2 separate regions of the Homo sapiens genome follow, and region 1 is linked to region 2. The links are chromatin loops, found by intact Hi-C in ENCODE. Cell type or tissue: sigmoid colon. All regions are shown on one strand. Links, peaks and the distances in the headings refer to the core of each region. The heading gives the core; the rest is flanking DNA.

Region 1 (8,326 bases), core at 212-8,211, 91 kb before region 2:
AAATGGAGGTGATTATTTCAGTGTTCATCTCCCTGCCTCTCACTCCATTTAATGTGGAGTCTGTGGGACTGAGGTTTTTATTTTTATACCACAGTGGGTTTGCCAGAGTGCTGACCTAAGGGGGCTGTCAGCGGCCCATCTTTACCCGGAAAAGACCCTCCCTTGCGCCCTCACCATCTCTGCAGCCCTAGGGCAGGCCTCAGTCTTTCTGACAGGCCCCAGGGTCCTGATTAGGTCGGGGCCTGACCCCGCAGGGGCAGGCCTGCCCCTGGTCTCCACCTGGTGGCTTTGGGAATGGAAATGCTGGTTCCCACAAAGGCTTCTGGGAGACAGAAGCCTAAGATGGCAGGGTGCGGTGCACACACTCAGTCTGGATTCGGTGGCCTGACCTGGGGGATCCGGGGAGGGCGTTGGTGGGGGCAGAGGCGTGGGAGGGGCTGCTTCTTTGGAGCTCTCCACTCTGCTCCCTGGTACTGTCTGAGGCCCTGCAAACCTGAGCAGAGGCTGTGAGGGAAGACACATTTCTCCAGATTCCTCAGCTGTCCTGACAGGAAGTTGTGCATCACTGGGCTGACAGGAAGGAAATGGCTCTGCTGTTTGGAAAGAAATAGAGAATTCTGACTGGGGCTGAGGGAAAAGGTGTCTGCTTGGAGAAGCCGTTTTGTCCCGATATGAGGACTCTTTGTCTCTGCAGGCAGTTGCTCCCTGTTTATTTTCCTTTGAATGACAAGGATTGGCTTCAGTTAATGAGGAGCGGTGAGAGGAAAGTGAGAAGCGGCTTGTGAGATTTTGGGACACGGAAGCCTTCGCAGGAAACCTGGCCCTCTGCTTGTAATAAGCATCTTTCTTTCCCAGCTCCCTGCTTCGGGGACTGTGAGGTGACAAAGGATTTTGTGATCTCACACGCCGCTTTTTCTCCATCCACCAACCATACCTTTGCAAATGCTTTGATTTCTATTTCTTTTTACCACCCCAAAAACACAGTGGATCTTTTAATAGCACAAGGCCTTTTGAATCTCTAACCAATCAGTCTCCAAATCCTATCCAAAGTGCACTTAGAATAGACACTTTTAATAAAATATATTGCTTTTAAGCCAGTGTAAACCTGTGAAATTTGTACATTTCTTTTAGAGCATCTCTACAAATTTTACATTATTGAAATCACCACCCAGTGACCTTTTAGGAAATACTAGATAAATTGCAAGAGACAAATAGACAAACCAAATGGAGTAAGTACAATTTCCAGTGCCTTTCCTGCTAGGTTCCCAGTCTGAGTCTTAGAAATCCCTGACTCCCTGTGCCCCTCCCCCCAGCTCTGTGACCTAGCCCCTGCTCTGCAGGCCTCTCTGCCCACCCTGCCCCTGGCAAGGAGCTAGCAGCTGGGGTGTCATCTGAGAGCCATTTGCAGCTCTGAGAAGCAGCTCTGGTATGTGGCTCCTGGCACCTTGTCCCGTCTGTGTTTGTCTCTGCGCTCCATCATTCAAAACACTTCCACCAGTGGCCAGTGGCCAGGGCCCCCAGAAGGGCTCTTGGGGGTGGCTGAGGACTGCTTTAGAAAGGCTCAGATGCTCTGTGGCCGAGTCTGCCCCAGGCGAGGTCCTCAGCCTTGTCGAGTGAGAGCTGAGCGGGGGTCTGAGTCCAGCAACCCTCACTCACTGTGGAGCACTCTCTGTGCCTGGGCCAAACCTTCGTCAGCCAGGTGTGGATTATCCACTTTGTGGATTGCCTGTAGTGTCTTTTCCAAACCCAGGTCACGTTCGTCCCTGCTGCTGTCTCACTGCATGGGGACCTTTCCTCCCTATCAGCTGGTGGTGCTTAGGGGATGTAAATCAGGTGTCGTATCTTGTTTGTATTTTGTACAGGGAAAACAGAATTTGGAAGACAGATGGTCTCTAAAATCACATTACCAGAGCCTCCAAAGGGTCTCCTGGAGGCTCAGTGCTCCTTTGGGCTATGGGATCTGTTCCCCTTCTGGTGTAGGTACGCAGAGCCTTGGAGCAGTGATGGGGGTGGAGGGAGCACAACTGCGCCCTGCTTCCTGAGGTCTGCAGATCGCAGGTCACTCGATGGTGGTGGGCACGTGGTTATGCACTCATTTCATGGATAAGTGAACTCAGTCACCATCTCAGCTGCTTTGCCATCGCTACACAGCGACCTGTGTCAGCACCACAACTGGGGGTGTTACTTGGGTCCCCTGTATCTCAGTTGCTGTTTTTCCCATGGAGTGACCCGACTGCCCTCCAACATGGGGAGGGAGGGAGAGCAGAAGGCAGATCAGCGGTTAGAGATGTCCTGAGTGGCACTGGCCCTTCTGTAGGTAAAGTAGCTTCGGGAGAAACAAGGTACTGTCAAAGCTGCCCAGGCTTCATTCACTCCTTAATTTGATAATTAATTCCACAAACATTAATGGAGTTTTTCTCACATTCCAGGCACTGTGCAAGGTGCTGGGGGTGGGGGAGAAACAGAAAGATGACAAAGACTTGGTTCCCACACTCAAAGAGCTCACAGCCTGGTAAGCAGATGCTCAACGCACTTAGAATTGTCTCCCGAAGAGGCCTGAAGGGACAGGGTGGAGGAAGCGCAGAGGCGGAGGCAGCTCTGGAGGGTAGGGTGGTGGGAGTGGCGAGAACGGAGCCGGTCCTGAAGGTTGACTGGGAACGGGAAAGGCTAAGGCAGGGAGGTTGTTCCCGGCCCAGCAAGCACATGGAAAGGTTGAGGGAAACGAAAGCTTAGTGCATTTTGAAGGAGTGTGAGCAACTCGGTATGGCTAGAATTTATGGTGTGAGTATGAGATATGGGGCTGTAGAGGCAGGCAGGGGTCAGATCATGCCTTGCTTAGGGGGTCTGCCTTCATCCCAGAGGCTGTGGGGAGCCGCAGAAGGGATTTAAGGAGTGGGATGGCACGATTTGTGTCTTAAATTACTTGCTATGGAATCTACATGGTATAGCAGAAGGAGCCCGGGAGTAGGGGAAGGAGCTAGGCTCTAGCTCTAAATTCTAGATCTGGATCTAGCAGCTGGGTGACTTTGGCCAAGTCGAGGCCTCAGGGTCCTGACCTGTAAGATGCAAAGACTCTAAGGTCTGTCTTAGCCCTGACGTTCTCCACACCCGTGGCCGCCTTCCTGTTTGGCCCCCACACTCTCTGTTCTGTACTTGTCCATCCACCTCTGGCCGCCTGACCCCTGTCAGCTGGCTGTCCCACCGTGGTCAGCAGCTGGTGGCAGCTGGAGGGAGAGGGGTGAGTCCTCCAGGAAGCATGTGCACTCCTGCCCTCGTAATTCAGGCCTGCCTGGCTTCTCCTCTTCCAGCCCTGCGAGAGCGCCTTCCTCCCCGCTGACCTCAGCACACCTGGCTCCCCACGGCACACAGCCCTGGCTGGGCCCAGCTGTGTCTCTTCAGTGAGACAGTTCACCCCCTTGGGCCAAAATCCCCACCCACCTGGCCCCCACGTGACAAGAGGCAGCTGCTTCGGGGTTGCCACCTGGTAGCCCGTGACATCTGTGAGATGTCTGTGCATTTGGCTGGTGTGAGCTTTTTCCTTTGCTCTGACCCAAGCTTTGATAGCTCAGTGTGTCATCACCGGCAGTGGATGCCTGGGAGCCCCAGACTGGCTCTTCCTGCCCAGGGACCCCCAGACCCACTTCTGCAGGACGCCTTGAAACAGCTGTGGGTGGAAAGCCAGGTTTTCCCCCATAAGCATCACTCGTTCTGCTGCCTTCCTAGCTTCTGTGCTCTCGGGCCCAGAGCTCCTCCAGGGTGAGGAACCAGGAGGAGGAGTTGGCTGGGTTGGCTGTTTTCCTAGGTCTTTGATCACAGCTGTTACATGTAGATAGGCTGGGCGCGGTGGCTCATGCCTGTAATCCCAGCACATTGGGAGGCCGAGGCGGGTGGATTACGAGCTCAGGAGATCGAGACCATCCTGGCCAACATGGTCAAACTCTGTTTCTACTAAAATGCAAAAAAAAGAAAAACACAAAAAATGAAAAACAAACAAACAAACAAAAAACTAGCCGGGCATGGTGGTGGCGTGCGCCTGTAATCCCAGCTATTCAGGAGGCTGAGGCAGGGGAATTGCTTGAATCTGGGAGGCAGAGATTGCAGTGAGCTGAGATTGTGCCACTGCACTCCAGCCCAGCAACAGAGCAAGACTCTGTCTCAAAAAAAAAAAAAGGCTTAAACAATGGGTTCTAAGCAAATAAGTATCTGTTTAGTCAGTGGAACGAGGAAACAAAAGTTGATGGAGTTCTCCCCACAATTGGAAGTGTTGTTCCCCACCTAGATGATGGGGCCTGCAGGGAAGTGATTTTGCACGATTCTCCTCTTCTTGGGAACAGGCCATAGGGTAGCATCCCTTCATTCATTCATCAAGTATTTATTGAGTGCCTACTGTGTGCCAAGTCCTCTGTGAGGTGATGGAGCAGAGAGACAGAAAGGACCCCGACTGTGCCATGAAGCAGCCCTGAGCCTGGAGGGGCCACTCAGAGGGAGCCCAGGGGCGGCGGCTCTCGGGCTCCAGCCGAGTTTCCTTCAGACCTAGCCCCTTTAGCTGACAATCTTAAAGCCTGGTCCCGGAAAACAGGAATAGTGCGAGAGGGATGAAATGTGGGTGAGGAGAGTGAGACAAGGGTGGAGGTAAGAAAGAGGGATGGAAGAAAAGACGCAGCAAACTTTCCCGTGAGAGAAACGCTCCAGACAGCACCCCAGTTCCCAGCTGAGACTCCCAGCCACAGTCAGCAAGAACCCACAGGAGGGGAGGCCCACGTCCCTGCTCAGCTCTGCCCTGGCAAGTGGGGTCGGAGATGGGGCATTCCCTGCTTGGGGTCTCAGTCTCTCCATCTGTAAAACGAGGCTTTGGACTAGGGGAGCTCAGAGATCTGTTTAGAACTAATATTCTGTAACCGGTGCAGGGCAAAATAGACGGGGGGCAGGAGCCCAAATTAAGGCCAGTCGAGTATCAGGTGGGGTGTTCCTCTGGCTCCTCCTATTACAACAGCAAGAGGGACCCAGGGGTACTGTGGGAGTCCTACCATCTCCTCACTTGTACGAGGTACCTTCTGGCTGCTCTTCCGGCTGCTCAACACTCAAAGAAGGAAGGTGCTGGGTGTCCTTGTTTGCATATTTTTCTGGCACGGACACATTCTTCTTGGAGTTTCTTGACATTAGGGCCACTTGAAATGCTCAAGGTAAGGGCTGCTCTGCCTGGCAGACATGCGTCAGGTGCCTTTGGCTCCTCCCTGGCAAGTCTGCCTCCAGACGCCCTCAGATCCTGTCCCCATGCCTGGCCATGGGGCTATCTGACCACTGATGCCAGAGGGTCACACTCATCAGTCTATACAGAAGACTTGGAAATGTTTTGGCAACCCTGTGTTAGAAGAGTGGGGTTTCCTAACTGTATGGCTTTGGGTAATTGCTTAAATCCTCCCAGCCTTAGTTTTTCCATCTGTGGGTTAGGAGTGGTCCTCTCTACCTCCCAGCATCAAATAGGAAACTGTGCAAGAAAATGCTTTGTAAACAGGAAAGCCCTAAACTGACATCCAGGACACAGTGACTCAGTAGCAAATATATTCTGATATTCAGCCTTTTCCATGGTTACAGCCTCCTCTGTGCCAAGAAATTCAAGTCACCAAGGGTTAAAGCAAGCAAGGCACATGGCCGTGATTGTCCATAATTGATGAAATAAACCTTAAAGGAGTGACATATAATTAATTGCAATTAATCCAGGCACTGTGACACCACCTTGCTAAAAATACTGTCTACTAACAATTGCTTTGATCCAGCAGAATGATGTCTGCCCATGAGCCTGGCAAAGTGTCTGCTAATGGAGTGCACATAGTGGGTGTGGAAGCTGGCAGGTGTGGGGGCAGAGGGCGGGAAGGGGGCCCCAATTCTCTCAGACCCTTTGGCAGCAAATACTACATATATAGGGTGATCATATGATTCATTGTCTAAACTGGGACACTTTTGAGATTATTATATTAATGATTACCATTCATAGTAATAATTATGCCAGATAACAGGCATACACTGGACTCTCCTGGGTAAACCCGAATGTATCGCCACCCTCTGCATAGGCTGTTTTAAGCCCGTGGGAACCCTCGACTGGGAGAGTATTTTCACGTTCATTATCTGCTCTTCCTCACAACAACCCTGGAAGGAAGAAAGGATTTTTTAGTCTCATTGAATAGATGTTAAAGATGGTGATGGTGTCAAACGGTCCAGCTCTAGTCTTTGGCCTGGCTTCCTCGGTGGCTGACCCCATGCAGGTAGAGGACAGCTGGTCAGGACCGGGAGTTCTGGGGATGTGGAAACAAGTGCAGCTCAGGGGGAAAGAAGTAGCAAATCTGGCTTCAGTGGAGCAGGAACAAGCGACCTCCTCCGTGAAGAGCTCAGGGTGTAGGTCTCAGCCGGGACTGTGCTGCGGTCCTTACCAATCCTGGGCTTGGAATCAGAAGCTGTGTGTTTCAAGTCTGGCTCCCACAGTTCAGCTGTGTGATCTTGGCAAATTGTATAATCATTCCGTGCCTCAGTTTCTCATTTGTCAAGTGGGGACAGTTCCTTCCTGTGAGGATTAAGTGAGAGTTTATATGAAGATGGATGGGTAGACTCAGAGCCTGTCATATAACAGGTACTCAGTAAGTCCTTGTAGAGTTTGAATCTGTGGAGAGTTCCTAGAGGCAACACCTGTAGGGGAACCATGGAGATCCTTCTGCCTTGAAATGGCTCTAACTTGAATCAATTAGTGTGGAATGAGCTCCCGCCTTGAGATGGGGCTGCCTCATGTTCTTGGAGAAAGAAATGGAGGAAATAACCACATGGAGGAATTGGGAGGTTCCCTGACCCCCCCTAGACCATGGATAGTCTACTTGGGAGACTCTACTGCATGCCCCGTGATAGGCAGGACCAGCACCCAAGGAGTCTTTGCATCTTGCAGTTTCCTTGAAGCCCTGTACAGGCTGGTGGCCCACGTTGGTGTGTGGCTTCCAGCCTTCCTCCAGGCTCTCAGATGAACATGCTTGGACATGGGCAGGCAGTGGGGCTCGTGTCGTGCCCCATTGCTGGAATTCATGGCACCTCAAAGTAAAAGGTAGGCAGGTTGGCAGCAGTCTGGTGCCAGAGAGCTAGTGAGAGAGAGAAAGAATTATACAAGTGCCATGTTTGGTCTATTAATAGCCTGTGTTTGGTCTCCACCACTTCTATCAACATCGTCCATCACATCCAAACAATTGAAAAACCTGTGCCAAATGTTAGGAAACTCACGGCTGTGCTGTTTCTGAAAAACAGCATTTCTACTTCTTATGCCGCACTGAGATGCCAATAGTTCCATGCCAACTGGTTTTTATTTTTCCAGACCATTTCCCTTTATTTATGTTTAAGCTTTTGTATTGTTAAGCCAAAAGAAGATAGAGAACCTGGAGTAGGTAATTATTGTTTCTCCTGATTTGTCCTTGAATGAGGCATGGAGGAAATGTTCACTCCCCAAACCTGAATTGAGTAGCTGCAGAGGGGTGGAGAGAGGACTAAGACAGGGGCCTGTCCCTTTCAGACAGTGTTCAAGCTGGTGGATGGGCAGAGTGAGGATGTGGCAGAACACCAGCCCCACCCTTGGAAGGCTTAGGGCATTATCAGCCCTTTCTGTTACTGGTGTGTGGCCTTGGGTAGGCCAGAGTCCCTCTCTGGGCCTTAATTTGCTTGCCTATAGAATCGGGGAGTCAGACTTGATGGCTTAGAAGGCCTCTTCCAGCTAAGTCGAGTGTTGGGTGGAGGACTCACTGTCTCACGTTTGTTGGCAAGGCCGTGGGTGTGGAAATGGAAGGAAGGTGATGCTGCCCTCAGAATGCTGGCAACTCCGGGAAGCCTGGAAGCATGGCTGGGAAACACGGACGAGGCTGTTCTTTATCTGGGAAACTCCAGAACAGCCTCCAGAGATGTCTGTGGAGCCTGCAGGCGGTTGTTTTTCTCACCATATGTGATTTCTGGGTGTCTTAAAAATTTTCATTTGGCCCAAACATTGCCGGGGTTGGGGGATGATTTTGCCCAGTGTGGGGATGGAAATGGGTTTGCCTCTGAGCATCAGGTGGGTAGTAGTGGTTTTCTCCATTTTGGAATTCTCTGACGAAGTTGGAAGGTTCAGCTGGGGCCCTAGTGTTGCAGCAGCTTCTGGTGCAGACAGAGGCAAGGGCTGGAGGGAGGAAAGGGGGAAGGCCAATTGGAGGGGTGATAAGGCTGAGAGACCCAGGGTGGGGAGTTGTCTGTAGGCCTTGCTTTGTGTCTTTAAAACCCACATACCTCTCTGTGGCTATCAGGTGATGAAAATCAACATTATTTC
Region 2 (8,326 bases), core at 23-8,022:
GCGAAGGGGGTTTTGCTCTATTCCCTTCAGACCCCACAGGTGAGAAGGCATCTCCAGATGGGTCATCTCTTTATCCTGCTCCTTCCTTTCCTTAAGTAAGAATCTCTCAGTTCAAGAGGCAGAGAAAAGGATTGCTGAAGGCAATCTGTCTCTTCATATCTCTTTCATTCTGCTCCTGGGGCCGAGGAAATGGGTGAGGAGGGGTGCAGGAGGCCCTTGGCCTGAGCACCAGGCCTGGAGCCTTCCCTTCCAGCCGCTGCTCTCCAGAGCTTGGGGTGCACCAGCTTCGAGGCTTTAGAAGCTTCTCCAGCAAGAAAGGCCCTTCTGAGGGAAAAGTGTGTGCGACTGGCTGTCTCCATTCCTTTCTCCATATAGTGTTGACCTTCGGAATTAGCTTTATTCCTGACGTGTACCAGAATTTTCAGTTAATCATGTAAACCAAGGCTCAGGTGACTTGGCTGTGGGCAGTTGGGGCCGGACCAGCCCCTGAGAAACTACTCCCATCCCAGACTTCGTGACGCTTCACTTGGCCAGAGCCCACTCCCAGAAAGCAGGGAAATGTGCCTTTCTGCGTAGCCCAGGCCTATGGAAAGAGGCGAGAGGTCAGGGACAGCTGCACTCCCTGGGCAGGCTGCTTGTGGTCCGGGAGCATCCCGTAGTCTCCCCAAGCCCCACGGCCGTGGGGACCCCGGGTCAGGGCATTATTGTGCATATCCCTGTCCTCAGGCCCCTCATGCTCAGGCCAGACCCTCACCCAGGTGCCCTTGCCCTCAGACTCCTCCCCTTCCAGCCATTGTCTCTGTCTCCATCCCTGTCCCTCTCTTTCTCTATCTTCCTCTCTCTCTGATTCCCTGGGGGCTACTTTGCAACCTCTGCTGAGTCAGAATTCTTCCCACTCGCCCTGACGTCCCAGGCTCCTCCTTGGCACCCTGTCTTCTCTGTGGCAGGGAAAGACGCCCAACCAGAGCTCCCACGTCCTGCCCTGGGAACCCCACTGCTCTGGGAAACAAAAACAAGAAAATTCCTTCCCAGGGTACTTGTTCTGTGCTGTTCCTCTTTGTTCTTGGTCACAGGGTGATTCCCACGTCCTTCCCACACTAACCCTGCCTAGGTGAGGCTGCAGCTTTGTGTGCCTTCCACAACATTTGCTTGCCTGGGGAGCTGCCTGCCTTTAATTATCTTTGGAAAGCATAACTGAGAAGAGCAAGACACCCGTCTTTTCTTTAGGGCTCTTGCCAGGAGCACTGCCTATGCAGCACTTCCCTCCAGGGGGTGCCATTCACATTGAAGTCTTCGTGACTGGCACTCCTTGGAGTTGCACAGTGCGCAACCTATGCTGCTGAACAGGGCAGCCCTGGCTCTGTCTTACTCTCCTGGGAAGCATGGCTCATTATAACACAGATCCAGGATGAGATACCTGAGAGAGAGAGAATCCCCACCAGTCTCTCCACTCATCTCACCTCCCTTTTTAGGTCTCCACCTCCTCCAAGGTGTAATATGGTCAAAGACAGGGCTCCTCCAAGGTGCAATATGGTCAAAGACAGGGCTGTGGATGCAGGCAAGTCCAAGCACACACTCGGGCCCTGCCACTCAATTGATGTTTTATTTTGTGCAAGTTTCCTAATCTAGTAATTAATCAAGTGATCCTCCCACCTCAGCCTCCAGAATAGCTGGGACTATAGACACGTACCACCATGCCCTGCTAATTTTATTCATTTTTTGTAGAGACAGCATCTCACTATGTTGCCCAGTCTGGTCTTGAAATCCTGGGCTCAAGGGATCCTTCTGTCTCAGCCTCCCAAAGTGCTTGGATTACAGGCATGAGCCACTGCACCTGGTCTAATTTTCCAATTCAGTAAAATAGGAAGTGACAGTTATGAGTCTTGTTTTTTGAGGATTAAATTCAGTAATGCGCATAAAGCTTTGGCCCACATGGCACGTGATTGGCACTTGAGAAATGATAGTGATTATTGTTATCTCTTCAAATAAGATTAGCATCCAGTCTTACCTACCACACAGAGATAGCCCCAGAAATAAAATGAAATGAGAAGTAGATCATCTCTAAGATCTTTGAGGAAGTATTTTGCAAGAATCCCAACTACTGTTGTTCTTCTCTCTGTATATAAAAAACGATGAACTGTGAAGCCCCTTTGCTTCCAAGTCACGCTCTGTGACTGATGGCAGATGTCGGGAAAGGCTCAACCAGGAGAGAGAAAGCTTGCAGGCGCGGGCGGCAGACTGAGGGCCCCGGGCGGGTGGAGCTCAATGAAAACCACAGACAGACAGCAGCTGTGAGAGCAAGCAGAGACCCAGAATGGCTTTAAACAGAAAGCAGAGGCCCACAGCAGGGAGTGAGATGAGACCAGGTTTAAACGTCACTTTCCCCTAAGTCCTTGTTCATTCACAGCTTCCTTCAGTAGCTCTGACCAGCTTTCTCAGCACCTGCCGACCGACAAACCAACCAACCAATGGAGGCTGGTGCTGGGGGTGGAGATGGCCAAGAGCCGGTGGTGAGAAGTGAGGGAGAATGGGGAAGAAGGGGCTCCACAGAGGGCACTTGATCCGGGACGGCTTTCCGGAGGAGGTGATTTCCTAGGCCTAAGGGGCCTCCGGGCAGAGGGGCCAGCATGAGGGAAGCTCGGAGGTGGGGGAGCATGGATTGGAGGAGAGAATAAGCAGTTGCTTGCTGGGGTGTCATAAGATGCGGCAGTGCACTCAACGCTACAGGAGCAGGCACGGGCCTTTTTCACCAGCCTAAGGATTTTGGAATGACTCTTCTATCAGCCAACAGTTTCCAACCTTATTTATGTACTTGTTTCTTTGATTCCAGCGATGCAGGAGAGATGATATTCAGACAGCCGACTTCTGCTGTGGGTGTGCCCCAGGTTATAAATCATTTCCATCAGGCTAGCTGGAGTCCCGGCCCTTCCTTTCCACTGAAGAAAGCAAATCAGAGTACCAGATAGCGAGAGTGATATTATCACAGGATAGCCTTGAAACTGCCATAACAAAAAAAATAAATCGTTCACAAATGTCAATCCTTCAACTACTATTAGCCCCAGAGAGACTGTTTGTCTGCCCCAGTGTGTCGCTGTGCAGAGGCTGAGAACGTCCCCTCTCCTCTTCCCACACCTAGGAGAGGGGGAGCCACTGGTAGATTGGGAGCAGGGGAGGGTCTGGAGTTTCAGAAAGATTTCCCTGGCTGCAGTGTGGAAGGGGGATTTGAGGGGAAGACGGGACACCAGCTGGGGAGGCTGCTGTAGTAACAGAATGCTGCCCCCACCACCCCTGGGTACAGTGGTGGCTGGGATGAAGAGCAAGGGCAGTTTTGAGAGAGCTAGAGGAGCCAACCTCCACCGGACTGACTCACTGGATGTGGAGTGATGGGGAGGAAGCTCAGGAACAGTGTCTGGTGTCCTAGTGTGGCTGGCTGGATAGCTGGTGGGACTGCCCACGAATAGGAGGTGCAGGAGGAAGAGGGCCGGGGTTGCAGGGGACCTGGGCAGCAGGGAGAGGGCAGGTAATGAGCAGAGTTGGGGATCGGTTGAGCTTAGTTTACCTGCCACCCCTCCAGAGATGTCCCACGTTGGGGGGACCCATGCACCTACTCCAGATGTTACCCTCCCCACTTTACAGCACAGGATTCTGCCTGGTGACATTTGATGCCATCTGTATCTGGCCACCCAGTGGGTGCAAAATGCAAGTTTGCTGATTAAGCAAAATCAACCTGAAGCAAACAAAGACTGATGTCCCCAAGGGATAGCCAGCTCCTTGGAGGCAGAAACCCTTTCCCTCTAGGGCAGAGCTTCCTCTGTGGGTCCTCACAGGGGAGGGTGGGAGAGAGACTGAACAAGTGAAAGGGAAAACAAGAGAGGAGAGATGAGAGGGAGGTGGAGACAGTGCTTCAAAGGAGAAAAAAAGAAAAAGAAGCATGAAAGAGAAGAAGAAAGAACAGAGAGGGGCAAAGGCAGGAAAAATAGAGGAGAAGGAGGAAGAAGATGGAGGGGTTTGGGGCAAGAGTAACAGTGCAGGCCAGCTGTGCCTGTGAGTTCACGGGGTTCTGCTTATTAAACCCCAGCACTGGCAACTTTGAGAAGATGCTCAGAGTTCTTTCCCCGCCCTGCTTCTCCCTCCAACTCACCTCAGCCTTCTCCTGAGCCTGCCACTCCACCCGCAGCACTGTCATCCCAACCCATACCTGCTCCTCTGAGATAGCCGTGTGTCCCCTGCGCAGTGGCCCCGTGCCCCAACTTGGCATCACTTGTCTCCATTGTAACGCGGCCCTTTTTTGCCTTGGTGTTGCTTGGTGTCTGCCTTCTTCCTAGAACTCTAAGTTCCCAAGTAGGCACCAAGCCAGGCACACAGGAGGGGGCTCATTCCTATTGCTGACCAAATGAACTCATTTACTAAGTTCCAAAATTTGTGTCAGGCACTATGCAGAGTTTTATATTTTTCACTAGTCCCGTGCAAGGTTTTACTGCTTCATTTTACAGAAGTGAAGCCCAAGACACAGAGAGGTAAGCGCCTTCCCTAGGCCACACAGCTAACAGGTGGCAGGGCTGGGATCCAAACCCCCGTCTGTTGGACTCTCTGCCCATGCCATCTCTGCCACGCCATCTCCAGATACCGTGGAAGACATGCTTCCCATGGGAACAGTGCTTCTTCCAAGCATATTATTTTTCTCCATTTTCATGCATTTTATTAAACATTTCCAAATCAGGAAACATGGAAATATTTTTTTAATAAGAAGAAAGAAAACATTGCAAATTGAGAAACTGACTCAGAAGGATTTGCCAGATGAGCCATCTGGTTTTTAATTTCAAAGAGGTTGACAGTGCTTCCCTCTAAGAAGAAAATGGACTGTGGAAGGAATGGCAGCTGGCTTCCCTCAAATGGTGCATCCATTTGCAAGGTGGAGAAGTTGAGCAAGACCAAGAGACCCAAGAGAAGAGAAACACACTCCAAGAAAAGCTTGGCCAGTGCTGGTGTTGAAGCTTCCCCGCTGAGGCCTGCAGAGGTTGCATCCAGCTGTGTGACACCAGCCAGCTGTCCCACCTCTTCCAGAGTTTCTCAGAAGCTTCTACAGGAAACCACTAATGGAGACAGAGATGCCACCACCTCGGTGAGAAAAAGCCACACCAACCAAACTCTCGTTTTCACAGAGCAAGAACAAGCTGTGGTTGTTTGGCGGCAAGTCGCATTTGTTTGTTGGAGCCATTGTGCTCTGGTGGTGCTGGTTTTCTCTCCTTTTAAAAATAACTGGAGGCCTTGCACCATGCTGTTAGTTCTTAGGGCTGGAAATAAAAGACTAGATTTAGAGTTGCCTTGGAAAGATCCAGGGCTGTTACCTTGAATTACCTGGTAGAGGAAAACGTCGTTATTTTCCTAAATTCAAAGCCAACTCTTGAAAAATAGGACACAGAGGTGAAGTGGATGGAGGGGTGGCTTTATACATGCATGTGGTGTCCTGGGCACGTGGTTTGATAGGCTTGTGATCAGCCCTGAGTCTTCAAAGCCATTTATTTTACATTTTAAGATGTTTATAAGGGAAATTGTTTTTGAGAAAAGAACGAACTATTTTTTTTTTTTTTTTGCCTTAATGTGAATTCACCCACTGGCACAAGCAGTAATAGCCCTGAAGTCACCCTAGGCCATTTATTCCTCAGCTGCCTTTGAATTTCAATGGGATTCTTTCACACGCCTCAAGCATTTCTGAAATGCTCCTAAACTAAAGGAACTCATAATACCCTTAAGAAATGATGATTTCACCCCATTTTCTCCATAAAGCTGGAATCACATGCCCTAGCATGCTGAAGGTACTTGATAATTAGAAGTTGATTATATTGGGGACCTGGACAAAGGCAGAGCTGGGAATGGGAATAAAACCCAGGACTCCATGAAAGTCTCTTTCCTTTCATAATAGCTTCTAATTCAGGCTTCTAATAGCTTCGAATGCCAGTCACATACAGAGCCTCCCGGCCATCACCTACTGGCAGTGGCTGAGCGGGTATTTTGCCAAGCTAGAATGGTTCCTGCCCAGGCACACGGGTGCTGCCTCCACGCCCCACCCTGTGCCCAGCTCACTACAATTGCCATCTTTAGCAGCCGAAAAAATACAGGTTTCAGTCCCAGTCTTTTCGCTTAGTTGCTGTGAGAAGTTAGTTAGGTCAGTTACGCACTGGAGCTTTGCACTGATTCACTGTAAAATCAGGTAACAGCTCTTATCCTGCTGGTCTTGTCCCACTGGCTTGTGAGAAAGACGAAGTGGAGCCATTCATTCATTCATTCATTCATTGGACAAGTATTTATTGAGTACTAGGGATACAGCAGTAAAGAAAACAGAAAAAGTCCTTTCCTCCATGAACCTTATATTGTAATAGGGGTTGTCAGTCAATAAATACAAAAATAGGCCACATATCTATTATGTCAGGTGGTGATAAGCGCTGTGGAGAAGAATGACTCGGGAGAAGCTGGCCTGCTGGGTGTGGGGCAGTAGTGCACTTGGAGACAGGGTGGGCGGGTAACACCTTACTGAGAAGCTGACATTTGTGCAAAGGCCTGAAATTATCTGGGATAAGAGCCTTCTAAGTAGAGATGTCCCGTGACTTATGATGGGATTACTTCACAATAAACCCACAGTAAGTGGAAAATATCATAAGTTGAAAATGCACTGAACGTACCTAACCTACTGAGCATCATAGCTTAGCCCAGCCTACCTTAAACGTGCTGGGAACACTTATGTCAGCCTGCCGCTGAGCAAAATCACCCGGCAGCACAGTGCCCTGTAGAGGACCTTGTAGAGTACTCATGATCACCTGGTTAACTGCGAGCTGCCCAGCATCAGGAGAGAGAATTGCATCACAGATCCCTAGGAAAAGATCAACATTCAGAATTTGAAGTACGCTTTCCACCGACTGTGTATTGCTTTTGCACCATTGTAAAGTGGCACCATTGTAAGTCAGGGCCATCTCTGAAAAGAACAGCAGGTGAGGGGCTCTGAGGCAGGAGTAAAGCTGGCTGGGTGAAGGAGCTGCAGAAACCCCAGGTGGCAGGGCCAATGGGCGAAGGTGAGATGGGCTCAGAGAGGCCCCCAGGTTGGGGGCCCCAGGGGACTTCGGCTTTTTTTCTGAGGGATACAGGAACTTTTGTCTTACTTTTTTTAGAGGGCCTCTCTGACTACTGTAACAGGACTAGCCTGAGGCAAGCGTCGCCCAGGCAGAAGCAGGGAGGCCAGTGAGGCAACTACTGCAGTGGTCCAGGTGAGAGGGCGGTGCTGATCCAGGTGAGAGGGTGGGGCTGGAGCAGGTAAGAGGATGGGACTGGAGCAGGTAAGAGAGTGGGGCTGGTCCAGGTGAGAGGATGGGGCTGGTCCAGGTGAGAGGGTGGGGCTGGACAAGGTGAGAGGGTGGGGCTGGTCCAGGGTGGCCACAGACCAGGGATGACAGGCGCTCCGATTCTGGAGATATTTTGAAAGCAGAGGTGACAGAATTTGATGGAGATAAGGGGTTTAAGCTGCAAGTCACCAAATGAAGAGAAGGGGCTGCAGCCACCCAGAAGAACAGCGAAGATTAAAAGGAGAAGCTGGGAGGAGTTTCTGTTTTCCTACACAGCAGCATCTGCTGCCTGTTCTTTCTCCACATCCGTGCAGCTGCCCTTGTCACTAGGACGAAGCCCCAGGTGAGAGGCTCCTGCAGAGGCTGTGACATACCTCTATCTGTATCACTTGCTGAAGGCTGATGGAGCCCGTGCACATTCACTCCTCACCGCGGCCTCGCGAGGCAGGCAGGACGGCATCATTACACCCTGCTTCCCCGAAGAAGCAGCAGGCCCTGAGTCCGTGGAGTGATCTGCTCAAGGTCACAGAGCCATTTGGCATGAAAGGCAGTCTCTGGGCTCCAGATCTTGTGTTCTTTCTGCTATGCCAAGGCTAACCATAGACACACGAGATGAAAATAGCACTTTTTTTTAGTGCACCTATGTGCCCGGCACTGCTCTAATCATTTTAGACATATCAGCTCCTTTAACCCTCACAGTAACTCTCTGTGAGGTGGTACAAGTATTATCCTCTTTTACAGGTGGGAAGACTGAGGATAAGTTCATGCAGACATTAAGGTGCAAAGCCCGGATTCAAACATAGGTGTTCTGGCCCTGGAACCTGTAGGTTCAGCTATACCCCAGCCAGCTTTGCGGCCTTTCTGCAAGCCAGTGTGTGGGCAGTAGGTGGATGGTGCTGATGCCACGTGTGGGAGACACAGGCAAAGAGCTGGGGTTGGCTGGGTGGGTCAGGATGGGATTTGAAGTGGGTCCTGAAGGGCCAGTTAGAAGG

Evidence for each region. Hi-C counts contacts between places; a loop is a spot of excess contacts. Peaks named below come from ENCODE experiments on the same cell type or tissue, not always from the same donor. Only the 100,000 strongest peaks of a DNase experiment are listed, where the experiment ranks them.
Region 1: a loop joins it to region 2, with 3 times the contacts of the local background. A loop is called at or near these places in 2 of 110 quality-filtered maps.

What each region holds. Positions count from the first base shown.
Region 1 is chr1:154,832,949-154,841,274 of GRCh38, reverse strand. The region is part of intron 1 of KCNN3 (potassium calcium-activated channel subfamily N member 3); the gene reads left to right. Among named protein-coding and RNA genes, the nearest start is that of KCNN3, 33 kb to the left of the region's middle. RefSeq lists enhancers at 448-742, 397-898. In sigmoid colon, for the core only: no CTCF peak of the experiment used is centred there; DNase peaks (open chromatin) are centred at 492, 3,244 and 3,764; H3K27ac peaks cover 474 bases.
Region 2 is chr1:154,742,193-154,750,518 of GRCh38, reverse strand. The region is part of intron 3 of KCNN3 (potassium calcium-activated channel subfamily N member 3); the gene reads left to right. Among named protein-coding and RNA genes, the nearest start is that of KCNN3, 120 kb to the left of the region's middle. RefSeq lists enhancers at 618-1,121, 2,017-2,226 and a silencer at 1,319-1,368. In sigmoid colon, for the core only: no CTCF peak of the experiment used is centred there; DNase peaks (open chromatin) are centred at 2,228 and 4,938; H3K27ac peaks cover 558 bases; H3K27me3 peaks cover 1,848 bases.